Regions from separate parts of the Mus musculus genome. Here region 2 is linked to region 1. The links are chromatin loops, found by intact Hi-C in ENCODE. Cell type or tissue: left cerebral cortex. All regions are shown on one strand. Each heading gives the region's core, and the rest is flanking DNA. Links, peaks and the distances in the headings are about the cores only. Region 1 has its middle 38 kb from the start of Pabpc6. Region 2 holds the start of Gm34684 (a long non-coding RNA gene).

Region 1 (5,380 bases), core at 232-5,231:
TTTCCTAGGTTTGTTAAGAGTAGATTTCACACAGCTCTGAAGACCTAGGATGCCAAGGAACCCAGGCCTTTGATACATTAGACCTGGCATTGTGCATATACCTAAAAGGTTTTCCCTGGGTCAAGATAAGCAGAGACAGGAAATTTGATCCTTTCAACACATGCGCATGTTAGAACATGCATCTTGGTCAGCAGCTCCGGGGAAGCTTAACCATTGTCAGCACAAAGGATGCTTTCTGTATCTACGGCAGGACAGGTACCTCGTTGGAAAGCTCAGTTACATGCCAAATAAATAGTGCATCTGATAACTATTAAAATACCACCCCTGGTAATGGCACTTTAGGGCTCTTTCAACAAAATGAGGGGTTGCTGCTTGCCACCTACACAACAAGCAAGAGTCTGAACATCTATTGATAGGAAGAAGTGACTGAAAGGGGCTGAGGCTGCCAGACAGATGGCTTGTGAGGAAAGCACACCACACATACTTTTGAGTTATGGGAAGAATTTCTGTAGACAGTCATCCTGCTGCTTGGTTCATGATCTTTGTGATAAGACAAACTGTAGGTGTACAGGCTCATGCTAGTCCTGCCATGCTTGAAAGGATGCAAGGATGTCTGAGACTTATTAAGTGAACAGGAGGCAAGCCTTAAAGTGGAGATGGAAACTCCATGGTGACACCCTTAAAGATGGATTTCTTAGACAACCCAGGACCACTTACCCATGGGTGGTACTGTCCCTAGTGGAATGGGCCCTCCATGCCAATCATTAATTTAAAAAAAGAAAGCCCTATAGACTTGTCTATAGGGCAATCTGAAGAACTCATTTTTTTCAACTGAGCTTCCTTTTTTCCAGGTGATCCTTCCTGGCTGTGTCAAGTTGACAAAACAAAACAAAAACAAAACCAAACAACAACAACAACAACAAACCCACCAACTACTCAGCACATCAAATGATGGTGAATTATACTTTTCTTTATAAAGCAAAGCCTCTTCTAAAAACATGTTTTGTTCCAGGCACCATGAAGCTCCTTAAAAACACACATTATCTTGCTTAATGCTTGTAAAGAAAGAGAAAGGTCTACATAGGCAAAGTGTCTTTTTTGGTAGAACTGAATGTACTTTCCCCAGGGTATCATGCCCAGTAAATTGTCAGTATTTTGTCTTTTCATTCTGTTTTTTTGTTTTCTTCTTACATTGCAGCTTTTATTCCAAACCCTTTAGAGACAATGAGTCCATTCGCCACACCATCCCAACGACGCTGACTTTAGAAACCCCGGAAGGCCATCTGAGCTGTCAGTAACTTGTTCCCGTTCTGGGGCGGGACCATTATTGGGCACCACGTTCCTCTATCTTTCCCACACAGCTGCACCCTGCTTTGAAATGCCAGAACTGCCATCATAAACTAATGGGAAAGTCTAAACTGACATCCCTGGCGCCTTCTTAAAAATGCTGCTGCTGCAGTTTGCTTTCTTTGGTGATAGATCTTTAGAAATGCACAAGGAACTCGAAAGTGACCCGAGTTGACAAACCAGCACAATGGAGGGAAGACAATTCTTTTCCACAGGAACATTTGGACTCCTTTCGATGCTCTGCTGCACGAGCCAGGAGCTGCTGAGCGTGTGCTGTGGTTTGAATGTAAAATATCCCCAGTAGCTCGTGGATTTAAACAGTTGGTCCCCTCAATCAGTGGTTCTGTTGTGGGAAATGGAGTCTTCAGGAGGAAGCCAAAGGGAGCACACTTGCGGATTCATAGTCCAGCCTTCCTTCCTTCCTTCCTGTCTGCTGCTTGCTTGCTGAATGCAGATGCAATGGGGGGAGTTGCCCGAGTCCTATTGTCACTTTCTCCTGCAACTGTGGGCTACAGTCCCCCAATCTCTGAACCACAGGCCCAACGAACCATTCCCTTCTTTAAGTTGACTTTGTAAGGTGTTTCGTAACAGCCAAGGAAGAAATTGTTCCAGCTCCCATATGACCTTCCTAAGTTCGAGACAGACCAGGTTAGCATTCTGTCTGTGTACTGACGATGACTGCTCCTGTTTGCTTTGCCTTCCTTGGCAAACAAATGATGAACTGATTTGTTGCTTAGAAGTGACAAATGAACCGGCAGGCTTTTGAAGTGGCAAACTGCCAGGCCCACAGATCTCCATTCAGAAATACAGCAGCAAGATTCAGAGAGACTCAAGCCTCAAATGTAGTAGGCCTTACTGGACTCTAACTGACATTATATGTCATCTATTAAAATACATGGGAGGTAGAGTTGCTCCAGGGAGAACATAGGAGAAGAAGACTCATCCTGAATATTGCTGACTCTGTACATGTAGACTGCACTAGAAAGTGAAACATTAAGTATGGGGACTGAATTATAATATTAATTATTTAAATCCTGGCCCAGGGTTTCCACCCCTCCTTGGTTATTGGATTCCAGGATTAAAAACACACTCACGGCATTTATATTTACAGTAAGCCTTAACCAGCACAGTAACTGGGCAGCTGTCTACCCTCCATTCTGTTGAATCTACTCTCCTATCAGTAACCCTGAATCACTACTTACTACTTACTAGGTTTCATCTGGGCTGCTCTTAACTCCAACAAGTTAGCCCACAGGGCTACATTTTTATGCCTCAGCTAACTCTTGGTAGCTTCTTCTTGCTGCTGCTGCTTCTTCTTCTTTTCTTCTTCTTCTTCTTCTTCTTCTTCTTCTTCTTCTTCTTCTTCTTCTTCTTCTTCTTCTTCTTCTTCTTCTTCCTCTTCCTCTTCCTCCTCCTCCTCCTCTTCCTTCTCCTCCTCCTCCTCCTCCTCTTCCTCTTCCTCCTCCTCCTCTTCCTCCTCCTCCTCTTCCTTCTCCTCCTCCTCCTCTTCCTCTTCCTCTTCCTCCTCCTCCTCCTCTTCCTCCTCCTCCTCCTCCTCCTCCTCCTCCTCCTTTCTCTTCCTCCTCTCCTCCTCCTTCTCCTCCTCCTCTTCCTCCTTCTTCCTGGTTCTCTTCCCCAAGCCCACAAAACCTAAACCTCAACTAAGTCTCTTCTGCCCAGTTATTGGCTATTGGAATCTTTATTTACCAATCACAATTAACAGGGGACAGGGTCACTTAGCTAGTGTCTATGTGCAGACTCTCTTGTTTCTGGGGCAACCAGCTTTTGAGGCCCAAATTAGCATTAGAATGCAAGCAGCTTACAAGGCCAGCTTACAACACTGAATTCTTACAAAGACCATGGAGTCTGGGTGATTAGTTGTATGGGTGGTAGCCCTGATACTCAGAAAATTTATGATCCCTTCCATTTCTATAAAAAATAACTTTAAAATTTTTATTTCACAACCGGTACTGGCACATGCCTTTAATCCCAGCACTTGGGAGGCAGAAGCAGGTGGATTTCTGAGTTTGAGGCCAGCCTGGTCTACAAAGTGTGTTCCAGGACAGCCAGGGCTATATAGAGAAACCCTGTCTCAAAAACAAACAACCAACCAAACAAACAAACACACAAAAAATATTTCTTCTATGAATCTGGTCTGAATGTTTTATCTGCATGTATGTGTACTGTGTGTGTGCAGTGCCTTTGATGGCTAGAAGAGGCAATTTGGTCCCCTGGAACTAGATTTACAGGCATTTGTAAGCAGCAGTGTTAGTGCTGAGAAGAAAACACAGGTACTAGGCAAGGACAGCCAGTACTCCCAAACACTGAACCCTCTCTCCAGGCCTCATTGAAAAAGAACCTTATGATGTTGTTACCCTTGGATGATTAAAATTGAGACCCTCTCTCTTCCCCTCCCCCTCCCCCTCTCCTCTCCCCTCTGCCCCTCCTTGCACAGAAGTCCTGCTTTTTCTTCTGCTGCTCAGCTGTTAGCTATTGGCTGTTCCACTCTTTACTTAACCAACCAAAAGATGATAGAGAACCATGTTTTACAAAATACTGAATCAGAAGACACTTCATAATAATTATAACACCAAAGTCCAAACTGCAGCTGTTAGGGATTGTTTCTAATGCTTTGAATTAATCCGACCCTCAAAATTGGAAATCTGTGTGTCCAAATGCTGAAGGTCCTTGTCCCCAATTGGGTTTTAATTGATCAGTAAAGTGCTAACAGCCAAGGGATGGGCAGGTAAACTGAGGCAGGACCTTTAGATTTGTGCGGGCTAAGAACAGAGAGAGAGGAAGAGAGATTGCCATGACTAGGGAGAAGACCAGACCTAAAGGCCAGCTGACATGTGAGAACCAGGGAAAGTGGCCACATGGTCTTGTAATCGCTCTTACGTTCCTCACCGGAAAGCGCTTTTCTCTGAAGCTTATGGCTAATGCATCGCCTTCTTTCTTTTCCTAGCCCATTAGCCACCTCTGCTTAAGGAAGAAGTCAGTGTGCACTCCCTAAAGAGCCACAAGTCTCAGCTATTCCTTCTAAAGGCAAAATAATTGTTTTACCATGTAACCTTTGCACTTGCCATTGTCTCTCTTAAAGAAGCCCTTGCACTGAGCGCCAGTCTCCGCTGAGTGTTGTATTCCTTATGTGCCAATCACCATTGGCTCCACACTTGTTGAAGGTAGCCTTTCTCCATAGTGTGATCTGAAAGTACCAGATGCACAGTTATGCCCATCTTATTTCTCAAATGTTCTTTGCATTTTATATCCTGATCCAGAAATTGAGATGATGTCAAAATAGAATATTTATATACTTATGTGATATGTAAGACCCGAACAGCCTTACGTCCGGGATGTCCCACTCACAGAAACGCAGAGATGGAGATCAATGCAATAAGCAAGAGGTTTATTGATTCGGTGCCCCAGGGCCATCCTGCAATCGGGGCAGAGGTGACCCCCAATCTCCTAAGCACCCACTTTCTATACTGTTTAAGGGTAGGCCTTGATAACAACATGAGTTAGTTTAAGTCCATTGTTGGCCTGAGGTGACCTTTTCATTCCCTCCTTTAGAAGTGGTAATTAGCCTTTCCCTTCTGGAGTCACACGTGTCTCCTAACCTTCCCTAAGCAGCACTGATAGCCCCGGGTGAAGTGAGGTCTTAGTCACCAGAAGAGGGACCTGAAACATTCTTGGTCATCATCTGTACCTGCCTTGCAGTCAGGCTTTCTTGTAAAGCTTATTTTGCTGGGTCATTTTGGGAAGGGAGTATTTGTCACAACCTTCTAGTGGAAGGTCCCCAGCATGCTATTCTAGCAAGGTCTTTCAGTGGTCATCTCATGTTTTCTAAGGTCACACATTCCCACAATCATATCTGACTTCCAAAAGCTTTTTTTTTTTCGTTTTTTTGTTTTTTTTTTTCGAGACAGGGTTTCTCTGTGTAGCCCTGGCTGTCCTGGAACTCACTTTGTAGACCAGGCTGGCCCCGAACTCAGAAATCTGCCTGCCTCTGCCTCCCAAGTGCTGGGACTAAAGG
Region 2 (5,380 bases), core at 70-5,069, 94 kb before region 1:
ATTTATTTTACTTCAAGACTATGAGAATCTCTGTAAGTTTTATTGTTTGCCTTTTCCAATTAGATTTGAGATCTGTCACAAACTGATCTCCTTGTACAGGATCCAAACACATTTGTTTTCCAGGAGGGCAGCCCGTCAACCCAGAACCGTGCTGAAGAGGTAAGCATTTTGCATCCTGTATGTTTCTAGGCTGCTCTTTCACCCAATCACTTGGATCACTTTGTGTGTCGGAGTCTTTCTTTACTAAGTTGGATTACTCCTGAGGTTCTCCTGATCTTTGCACAAATATGAGGTTGTAGAGAGCGAAGTCTTTTGTTTTTGTTTTTGTTTTTGGCTCTGAGAAGAAATGACACTGAAGTTTGTGAGTGCTCTGTACAGTCTCAGAAAGTTCAGATACTAGTGGCTTGGGAGATTTTGCTAGTTTTAACTCTCTGAATCCAGGGATCAGGTCAGAACTGAGAAAGCTAAAATGGCATGAACAGCTGCATCGTCCATCTGGGTACCACGCAGGTGTGCTAGGGCACACAGACACTCTGAGAAGATGACAGGGGTCAGCATGGGAGGGGCTCCTGGCTGACCCTCACCTGGGCAAGCTTCCTCCTGAGGTCTCAGGCAGTTGGTTCCTGCTGCTGTTCAGCAGATCGAATAAGTATGTCTTTGTGAGTGGCATTGAGGAGGACACATTCTTTGGTTAAATTGTATCAATAGTCTTCTAGTTTAGATAACAGAAGATCTGAGCCAGAGCAGGCAGGGCTTGTGTAGTAAAAGCCCAGAAATGTGGCTGACTCCTCACTCAGAGACCCTGACACTATTTTCTTTTAATTCTACCTATAATTATAACTTCCCTTTAAATATTTATCTCAGTGTCATGCACTGGCAGAAGTCTTACTTGTCACTGACTCCGTGTGACTCATGTAATGGGCACCAAGGAGGGAGGGGCAGGGTTGAACTTTTTCTCATGAAGTTTATAACACTAAGGAGGATGTAGAGCATCCTACCGAGTTCACCTTATATACGTGTATAGGAAGCAGTGTGTGCGGTGTTCTCCCCATGCATATGGCAAACAGGATAAGAACCAGGTTAGGAGGAAGCCTAGCTTCTGGTAGAAGGAGCAGCTGGTGTTAGGGGAGGGGCAGCCTGTAAGGGCTTGGGCAGAGCACAGAATGGTAGCTGGTCTTTCCAGGACGGCCATGCATGGGACAAGGCAGGGTATCTACAGCTACAGCCCAGGTCCATCATAAAGGAAGGGCAAGGGGAGGAGGGTCTCTGAAGAGGCTTTACATCCATTGTTGGGCAGTAGTGGGCTGTTACTCTCTGTGCAGTGTCTGGGATGAAATAGTGCCTGTCCTTTTCTAGTAGTGTTAAGGACCCTCTTAAAGCCCTTCTCAGTGACTCGGGAGAGGGGAATGCACTCAGAAAAGCACATTTTAAGCCACTCCTCCTACAGAGTTCCAGCCTGATCTATGAGCATTTCTAAAAAGTCACCCATCAGGGCTCCAGGTGTTCGGGTTTCTAGTGGGCCAGGAAGGGAAGTTCATAACTGGCTGTGGTGATGATACAGAAGACGTCAGTAGTGACAAGAGTTTCGTTGGGTCCTCAGTTTCCCTTTGTGTATTTTCAGGGAACTGGTAGCTTCGATGTGGTGATGTTGCATGAGGTTAATCTGGCTGTACTCAGTCTCCACACTGCTGGCTCCCTAGAGCAGACATTTGCTTGTCTTCCCAAGGTCACCCTCTCCGCCCACACATCAGTTAAGAACAGCCCCATTCAGGCATCGGCCCATTCTCTTCGCCCAGTACTTTAGAAGATCCGGAGGCAGCTCGGCCATGCATACATCCCACAGTCTAGAGAGCAGGAAGGTAAGCTGTTTACCCGGCAGTCAGACAGCATAGCTGGGAGGGCCAAGCAGAGAAGGGAGGCATAATGGAGGTCAGGGACTCAAGTTGGCGCCAGGACCGGGGGACAAAGGGTCTGTACTCCTTCCCCTTACAGGACAGGATGGCCGCTGGTGCCAAATTGCTCACCAGTTTGTAGATGGCAGCCAACTTCTGTTCTCCTCATAATAGGAATGTTTGTCTTTCAGAAACACTTTGGAGTTCCATGGACGGGGTTTCCAGGGCATGAGAATTGCCAGTGCTGGAAAAGACATTAAAAAGGAAGAAAGGAAAAAAAGAAAGCCACAAAACAGTTTCTTTCTTTGCAGGCAATAAGAAGCTGACTGCTCCCAGCCTAAGGCTGCCTTTGTTTCTGCTCAGAGATTGTCTTTGATCCAAGCCAGTGAACAAAAGCTCATTATCTTACCTTTAAATAGAGGGATTTTTAGCAGAAACATTGAAGGGTTAGGGGGAGGAGAAGGGGTTCCTCTCAGGATGCCCCCAAAGGTCCCAAGGCTCCTAGCCACCAAGGAAGAGCATGAGAAAGAGCACACAGACCCCATGAGTGGCTTCTGAGAATGCTGAAGACGGTCTTTGTAACTGTTTGTATTTATAGTTATTGAACAGCTCTGTCAGTCCATTTGCAAGCAGGACACTGGCGTCTTTACTCAGATTTCCTGTGTGCTGCATGTATGTCACCCAGACAGATTTCTCTAGGTAACTTTCTCAGCTGTCTACATAACCTGACACCAGATGCCCAGCTTTCTTTCAGGATGGTGCCTTTCTCCATGGCCTCCAAACCTTTATAAATCAGAGAAAGTAAACAGTCCAAGAGAAGGCAGATCTGGGTAAAGGCATGATGGAGCTGCCATGGTCTGCTCCAGGGGACCTTCCTAGGTTCTCATAGAACTCACAGTATGTTCTCATTTCCTTGTTGAAAATTCCTAAAGAAAACATCCTTTTATAGTGTTGGAAAAGCATTCTTATTTGTGCTTTTGGCTTTTCAAATTACAGTAACTCTTTATTATAATATAATTATAAAAGGTAATTATAATCTTTCAGGTGCAAAAATGCCTTATTAAAGTGCACCTGTGCACATACACATACACACGCATACATAGACATAGACAGACAGAAGGTAGACACAAACACAGGCACATATACACATGTAGGCATAGATCGATACACACATACAGGCACAGACAGATGCACATACAGGCACACACACACATACATACACATAAACATATATACATAAACACAGATATGCATACATATAGGCACAGACCTATAAAAAGACAGACAGACATGAACATGTACATACATGAACACACACACATACACACACACATACTTGGCTTACAGGCCATATTTGAAAATAAAGAAGTTTAATAATTTCTGACCATTTATTGGAGGATTATCATCTGAGAACAGTATTCACTGATTTTAATGTACCCTCTCTTTTCTTCTATATAGGACCCATCAAGGGAGACTTTAGAATCCTAATTTAATTGGTTTGGACATTGAAACTACAGTTCACACTTGTGATCCCACCACTGGGGAAGCAGACAGGAGGATTCATGAGGCTTGCTGGCCAGTTTGTCTAACTGAATCAGAGAGAGAGAGAGAGAGAGAGAGAGAGAGAGTCCTGGTTTCAAAATACAAGATGGGGAGCAATTGAGGAAGACACCTGATGTCAGCTTCTGGTGTCCACATGCTCTAACAGACATGTAGATGTGTACACACATGAATATACTCTCTCTCACACACACACACACACACACACACACACACACACAGAGTAAATTGAAAGTAGATGCTAATGTATCCTTTTAAGCCTGTATACAAAGTGGTAGCTCTGATGTCTGAGTCCTAGGATCCAAAGCTTACCCGCTGGGTCACAGTACAGTATATTTAGCATTCTGTCTAAACTCCACCCCACAGTTACCTGGCAACAGCCATGTAGGCCTGACTCACTATAAAAGAGGCTGCTTGCCCCTTCCTCTCTCTCTTGCCTCTCTCTCTTGCCTCTTGCTCTCTTGCTCCCCCTTGCTCCCCATTCCCTTTATCCCCCCCACCCCCCGCCTCTACTTCTCTACTCTCTCCCTCTCTGCTTTTCTCTGCCTCTACTACCCTCTTAACTCTCCTCCCTGTGCCCTGAATAAACTCTATTTTATACTATACTGTCATGTGACTAGTCCCTCATGGGGAAGTGATGCCTCTGCATGGGCCCTCTGAGGCACTCCCTTCCCCCATACCGCACCACACCCCTATAGAACATATTCTTATACCTCTTTATCTTTTTTTAAAAACACATCAGTATGTGTTGCGACAAGTAGTCTTCCCCAGGGCCCCTTATGGTTCCAGATAGGAGAGTTGGAGATCCAACATACAGACACAATTTTAAAACCCCAATTTTTTTTTCTTACCCCCAGACAACATGGCAACTAAACACAAGGTACAGCTTTCTGCACAGAGAATAACTAAGACAATGGTGTGTGAATCGCCCAACTCACGAAAAGGAAAGGACTTTTCTGTGCAAATAGAGGCACTGGATAATAAAGTTGTTTATTGTGAAATCCCAGGCTGTCTGCCAAGAGTGGGTAGAGCCCTCTGAAACATGGCAATGTCAACTTTCAAGCCTGCGTACTTGGTGACATGATTAAAATAGTGAAAAGAAAAAGATATTTCCAACTGACTCAGCAGGTTCTGAGAAAGCTGAGCTGGAAGAGAGACCGTGCCCTGGTGAGCTCAGCTCTTCTGAGCAGGGAACACTCTCTTTGGAATAAAGCAGGCTAGGCACTTTTAAAAAAAAAATTTTTGCATTTTCCTGATTCACTATGTACCATTTAACATTTTATGATGCTTTGTTTGTTTTATAGACGAGGCATTAAATTCAAATTACAACTTGAATGAGATTTACTCAGTCCCCCTTTCAGTGTGGGAATTTCTCATTAGCCAGACTCCCATTTCTTATGTAGATGGATGACCCAGACCTTAATGGTGGGTTGGAAAAGATGAGGTTATTTCTGTTACCCCAAATCTCTTTGTGTCAAAAAAAATTTTTTTTTCTGATCTTACCTATTTCTCATTGCTGAATATTTTGGAAGGGGGCCAAAAAATATTAATGTGTGTGTGTGTATGTTTCTCCACCTCCTAGCATCGATAAAGTGTCCTGTTCAGCCCCACCCTGTAATTTCATCTTTCATCGTTGACTGCTTGACATTCTGTCAGGGAAATATGTTCTTGTGTTACCGGGGTGTAAATAGGGTTCATGTTCTCTTGGGAACCTGACTTGCCTTGAAGCTCAGATTGCATTGTTTCTGATGTGCCTCTTGCAGAGAAGTGAACTCAAATGGAGGTAGAAAACTCATTTATCACCAGTTCAAATGCAAATGAAGGCTGCGGGCATTCTTCCTTTCATCTGCAGATTAGCAGTTTGTAGCCTCCTTTTGTAGTTTAAATGCCCAGTATGTCTTAAGGTACAACACACTTCCAAAGTTCTC

The links. Hi-C counts contacts between places; a loop is a spot of excess contacts. Peaks named below come from ENCODE experiments on the same cell type or tissue, not always from the same donor. Only the 100,000 strongest peaks of a DNase experiment are listed, where the experiment ranks them.
Region 2: it touches region 1 in a loop (2.6-fold over the local background); 2 of 42 quality-filtered maps call a loop at or near these places.

Annotation. Positions count from the first base shown.
Region 1 is chr17:9,629,029-9,634,408 of GRCm38, reverse strand. No RefSeq gene overlaps it. Among named protein-coding and RNA genes, the nearest start is that of Pabpc6, 38 kb to the left of the region's middle. In left cerebral cortex, for the core only: no CTCF peak of the experiment used is centred there; DNase peaks (open chromatin) are centred at 1,613, 2,041 and 3,149; H3K27ac peaks cover 1,057 bases.
Region 2 is chr17:9,722,772-9,728,151 of GRCm38, reverse strand. It overlaps Gm34684 (a long non-coding RNA gene), which reads left to right and starts at 1,653. Exons shown (of 5, transcript XR_876393.3): 1 at 1,653-1,859. In left cerebral cortex, for the core only: no CTCF peak of the experiment used is centred there; DNase peaks (open chromatin) are centred at 2,037 and 4,477; H3K27ac peaks cover 1,620 bases.